2 separate regions of the Homo sapiens genome follow, and region 1 is linked to region 2. Evidence: read pairs that join two places in POLR2A ChIA-PET (ENCODE). Cell type or tissue: A673. All regions are shown on one strand. Each heading gives the region's core, and the rest is flanking DNA. Links, peaks and the distances in the headings are about the cores only.

What was found. ChIA-PET counts read pairs that join two places held together with the same protein. Peaks named below come from ENCODE experiments on the same cell type or tissue, not always from the same donor. Only the 100,000 strongest peaks of a DNase experiment are listed, where the experiment ranks them.
Region 1: POLR2A ChIA-PET joins it to region 2 with 10 read pairs; 5 of 35 experiments call an interaction of 5 or more read pairs at or near these places.

What each region holds. Positions count from the first base shown.
Region 1 is chr1:32,019,690-32,022,600 of GRCh38, reverse strand. All of the region lies in intron 1 of KHDRBS1 (KH RNA binding domain containing, signal transduction associated 1), which reads right to left. Among named protein-coding and RNA genes, the nearest start is that of KHDRBS1, 7.3 kb to the right of the region's middle. In A673, for the core only: no CTCF peak of the experiment used is centred there; no DNase peak of the experiment used is centred there.
Region 2 is chr1:32,207,613-32,210,523 of GRCh38, reverse strand. IQCC (IQ motif containing C) reads right to left here. Exons shown (of 5, transcript NM_018134.3): 5 at 1,842-2,911. The coding sequence ends at 2,442. DCDC2B (doublecortin domain containing 2B) reads right to left here and starts at 1,435. Exons shown (of 9, transcript NM_001099434.2): 1 at 1,165-1,435. The coding sequence starts at 1,430. In A673, for the core only: no CTCF peak of the experiment used is centred there; a DNase peak (open chromatin) is centred at 1,463.

The DNA of each region.
Region 1 (2,911 bases), core at 285-2,784, 190 kb after region 2:
GTTTGATATGGCCTGCATAAGGAACAAGACAATGGTCAAGATTTTCTAAGTATCCAGAGCGAGTATTTCTAGGAGAGCAAGATTCTCAGAACTGCTCTAAAAGGTCAGGGTTCATTTCATACCCTCCTCTAGACTCCCACTATACTTGGTTCTACACTTCTAAACACAGCACTCCTCCTTTGCCTGTTGTTAACAATCTCTGGACTCCTTCCATTGCTGAGTGTCTGTAATTCTTAGTACAGTACAATGCTTGATACACAACAGGCATCTATAATCATTAACCGAATTAAAAGAAATGTACCGGCTGGGGCGCGGTGGCTCACACCTGTAATCCCAGCACTTTGGGAGGCCAAGGTGGGCAGGAGATCGAGACTATCCTGGCCAACATGGTGAAACCCTGTTTCTACTATGGTGAAACCCTGTCTCTACTAAAGATTTAAAGATTTACTCTAGCTAAATCTAAAAACTGGTTGGGCGTGGTGGCGCGCTCCTGTAGTCTCAGCTACTCAGGAGGCTGAGAGAGGAGAATCGCTTGAACCCGGGAGGTGGAGGTTGTAGTGAGCCGAGATCATGCCACTGCACTCCAGTCTCCAGCCTGGGTGACAGAGCAAGACTCCATCTCCTTAAAAAAAAAAAAAAAAGAAATGTGCCGCTGGGTGTGGTGCCTCACGCCTATAATCCCAGCACTTTGGGAGGCTGAGGCAGGCAGATAACCTGAGGTCAGAAGTTCAAGACCAGCCTGGCCAACACAGTGAAACCTTGTCTCTACTAAAAATACAAAACTTAGCCAGGCGTGGTGCCGCCTGCCTGTCAAAAATTAGCCAGGTGTGGTGTCATGCGCCTGTAATCCCAGTTACTTGAGAGGCTGAGGCACAAGAATCGCTTGAACCCGGGAAGCAGAGGTTGCAGTGAGCCAAGATTGCGTTACTGCACTCCAGCCTGAGTGACATAGTGAGAACCTGTTTCAAAAAAAAACAAATACAAAAAAGTATGGTTAACACCCTCAACTTCCCTTAAACAACTCACATGACTTTATCATCCCCAAATTTATAATTCTCAACTTTTCTGTTGGTATCATCTTTTGGAATCAGAAGTCCCATAAGCTTACTATTGCAAAACAACTTCATTTGTTTTATTTATCAAATTACTTATTGTTTCAAGCAAGAGCACAAAGCCAATAGGTTCTTTATTTTTTTTGGAATCATGGGTCCCTCTGAGAATTTGATGGAAGCTACTGATTAGCAACCCAGAAAAAAATATAAACTCATAATATATTATATACAATATTGGCTATGGGTATAGAAAGGCTGGGTATTGGTTAAAAAAAAATCCCCCAAAGGCCTGTTACAAGCCCTTTCATATGGGCTCAATTTTTACATTCCAGGACAGTAGAAAACTCTGTCATATTGACTATGGTCTCCCAAATCTTTTCCTTAGTGCACAATTTAGAGCTTTGCAACTTTGAAAATTTTTTTTTTTAATTTTAAGGCAATTTTAGATTTATATGCAGTTCTAAGAAATAACAGAGATCCTGTATACTTTAGTTTTCCCCATAACATTTTGCATATCTGTATCACAATCAGAAAATTAACATTAAAATAAGAAAATTTGTTGTACAGGTTTCATGGAAAAAAAATTAACAATTGACTTTATTAGGATTTCACCACCTTTACATGTACTTGTTTGCTTAGTTCTATGCAATTTAATCAGACTCATGTGACCACCACCTCAGTCAAGATACAGAACAGTTCCATCATGAGGATCCTTACCCTTTGATAGCCAGTCACCGTTTTCCCTCATCTCTCACCACTGGCAACCACTAATATAGTCTTCATCTCCACTATTCTGTTTCTTCAAGAATGTTATATTAATGAAATCATATAGTATGTAACCTTTTGAGATTGGCTTTCTTCACTCAGCTTAATTCTCTTGTGATCAAGCAAGTTGCTGCATTTATTAACAGTTCCTTTTTTTTTTTTTTTTTATTGCACAGTACTGTTCCACTGTATGGGTGTGCCAGTTTATTGGAGGCATTTGGTTTGTTTCCAGTTTTTGGCTACTATGAATAAAGCTGCTGTGAACATTCATGTACAGGTTTTGTGTTGAGTTTTAATTTCCCTGAAATAAATACCCAAGAATGCAACTGTTGAACGATACGGTAAGCACGTTTTTTTTTTGAGACAGGATCTCACTGTTGCCCAAGCTGGAGTGCAGTGGCACGATCTCAGCTCAAGGCAGCCTCGACCTCCTGGGTTCAAGCGATTCTTCCACCTCAGCCTAAGACCAATCTCCTGGGTTCAAGTGATCCTTCTGCTTCAGGCTCCCGGGTAGTTGGGACTATGGGTGTGTGCCGCCATTCTCAGCTAATTTTTAAATTTTCTGTAGAGACAAGCTCTCACTAGGGCTCAAGCAATCCTCTCACCTTGGCCTCCCAAAGTCCTGGGATTACAGGCATGAGCCACCATGCCCAGCCAATAAGCACATTTAGTTTTGTAAAAAACAAAAAACAAACAAACAAACAAAACCTGCATTGGGCTGGGCATGGTGGCTCACACCTGTAACACAGGCACTTTGGGAGGCTGAAGAGGGAGGATCATGGTCAGGAATTTGAGACCAGCCTGGCCAACACGGTGAAACCCCATCTCTACTAAAAATACAAAAATCAGCCGGGCATGGTGGTGGGCGCCTGTAATCCCACCTACTCGGGAGGCTGAGGCAGGAGAACTGCTTGAAACCGAAAGGTAGAGGTAGCAGTCAGCCAAGATCGCGCCACTGCACTCCAGCGTGAGCGACAGAGCGAGACTCAATCTCAAAACAAACAAACAAACAAAAAAACAAAACCTGCAATATCACAGATAAATGTATACTTAATGATATTCTGCTTTATCTTACTAGGCTTTGTTTTATAGAA
Region 2 (2,911 bases), core at 224-2,723:
CTTTTTTTCTCTTTTTTTTTCTTTTTGAGACAGAGTCTCACTCTGTCCCCCAGGCTGGAGTGCAGTTGTGCGATCTCAGCTCACTGCAACCTCCGCCTCACGGGTTCAAGCGATTCTTCTGCCTCAGCCTCCTGAGTAGCTGTGATTATAGGCACGTGCTACCAGGCCTGGCTGATTTTTTTTTTTTTTTTTTTTTTTAGATGGAGTTTCACTCTTATTGCCCAGGCTGGAGTGCAGTGGCACGATCTCGGCTCACTGCAACCTCTGCCTCCAGGTTCAAGCGATTCTCCTGCCTCAGCCACCCGAGCAGCTGGGATTACAGACATGCGCCACTACGCTCAGCTAATGTTGTAGTTTTAGTAGAGATGGGGTTTCTCCATGTTGGTCAGGCTGGTCTTGAGCTCCTGACCTCAGGTGATCTGCCCGCCTTGGCCTTCCAAAGTGCCGGGATTACAGGTGTGAGCCATCGTGCCTGGCCAATTTTTGTATTTTTAGTAGAGACAGAGTTTCGCCATGTTGGCCAGGCTGGTCTCGAACACCTGACCTCAGGTGATCCACCCGCCTTGGCCTCCCAAAGTGTTAGGATTACAGGCGTGAACCACCGTGCCCAGCCACTTACTCCCTCTTGATCCTTACATTATAGTAAGCAACCTCAGCTGAGAGCTAAGAGTAGGACCTGGAAGCCAGACATGAGTCAGAGACTCAGGTACTCAAATTCTTCTCCCACCCTGGGAGACAGTCTCCTCCTGCAACAGAGGATGGCCCTAGCCTAACGGGAGAGTCTGGGATGCCTATGCACAGTGGGGAGGAATGGATGGGTGGATTTAGAGTGTTCAGTGATAGGGGGTCCAAGCAAGAAGAGCTTTTGGAAAAAGGGGCTCACCCTGTGGGAGAGTGGTCTTCCCACAGGCTGATCTTGGCTGTGATGGGCATAAACATTAGTAACACACAGAATTCTATTTGAATTTCAGTTCAACTATTTGTTATGTACTTTTAGGCAGGTTTTCTGTCTGTTTTCCCTTTCTAATGGAGGCAAAACCACCCCCCCTACATAGAGTTCAGTAAGTACCAGTAACATGCTGGTACATACATGGTAGGTACTGAATACACGCTCTTGCCGTTACCTCCCTTGCTAGGCTGTTTGACCAGCCCCAGCCCACTCACTGGAGCTTGTGGAATCGTTCAAATCCAGCGGCCACATACTGCCCTCTGTTCTTCAAGTCTGCCAGGTTGGTGACAGGGTGGCCATGACAAGGTGTGTAGAGGGCACGCACAGCCAGTGGGGCCTGCACAGCTGATGTCACCTCGCAGAGGAAGGCCTCCATGGTGGGGAAGCGGCGTTGAGTCACCACCAGCTGGGAGCCTGGGAAGAATGGGTCCCCATTCCGGTACACCACTACCCTCTTGGCTGCTGGACTGCCACCTGCCATAGTGTATCCTCAGTCAGAGAAACAGACCTGTTGCCAGGCAACCAAGGAAGGGCTGGGAACATTGCCAATCAGAGGTGGAGTCCTGCCCTCTCACCCAGGAAGGCAGAGGGAGACTGTGGCAGGAGCATTTATCTGCATTCAGGGTTTTATCCCATCTGCCCTGGGGAGATCACACTTAAACATAGGTGTTACCCTACTCTCCAGAGCCTCCTTGCCACTCTAAAGCACAAGGCTGAGCTCAATTGGGGATCAGCTTTGGGAGCTGTTCCCTAAGGAGGATGGCTAGATCTTTTCCTGGGCCATGGCTCCCAGCTGGCTCCGGGGTCAATGCCCCATGCCAGTAGGAAGTGAACGGCAGGGCCCAGAATCTGTCCTGGCCAGAAGCAGAAATGAAAGCAGCCAGACTCAGAATCTAAGAAAAACCTTTATTCCCAACAGACCTCTCATTCTACTTCCCCCAGGTAACTCCTTAGCCACACATTTGTTTTTTGAGACCGTGTCTCGCTCTGTAGCCCAGGCTGGAGTGCAGTGGCATCATCTTGGCCTACTGCAATCTCCATCTCCTGGGTTCAAGCGATTCTCCTGTCTCAGCCTCCCGAGTAACTGGGACTACAGGCATGCACCACCACGCCTGGCTAATTTTTATATTTTTAGTTGAGATGGGGTTTCATTTCACCATGTTGGTCAGGCTGGTCTCAAACTTCTGACCTCAGGTGATCCACTCACCTTGGCCTCCCAAAGTGCTGGGATTACAGGTGTGAGCCACTGCACCCGGCCCCTTATCCACAAATTTGGATTGAGCTACAGGCAGAGGATTGAAAATGTGTCCTTCCTCCTTCCCTATACTCATGCCAGCTCTCTGCTCCAGCTTCTCTTGGCCCCACTAGTCACCAATGGCCAGGGGCAGGAGCAGAAGCCAGAGCTGGTCAGGGAGGTAGGATGAGGTCTTGTCTCACTGCCCTTTCATAGCATTCCCCTTTGGAACCTGATCCTCTCCTGGCTTCCTAGGGTCTAGCCAGGTGGTTCTGTTTTCCATGGCCTGCCCCTCCACTGTTCCTCTCCTGTACAGCCTGCCTTTGTAGAAGACAGAATCTCAGGTGACTTTGATCTCCATGGTATAGTCCTCTGCTTTTTCTGTCCTTCATGACTAGGCTCATTGGAGGTTCCATCTCTGGAGCTTCTATCAGTGGGGGCCTGGCCTTTGGGTGGTTTAGTCCTCCAGAGATCGAGGACACTATGCTCTGGCCCCCCCAAGGTACCATCCCAGATGATGTGGTCCTCTGAGAGGCCCAACTCTTGTGTCCTGACTGTTCGGCAGTCAGGCTCTTTGTGGTCTAGTTTTCTGGGAGACATCTCCTTAATATTTGAGTCCTCATAGAGTGCAGACAGCTGTGTCCTGGACTTCCTGGGACAATGGTTCCTAGGTTTTAAACCTCTGGGGGTCTGGTCCTCCAGGATTTTCATCTGCAGCAGGCAGGTCC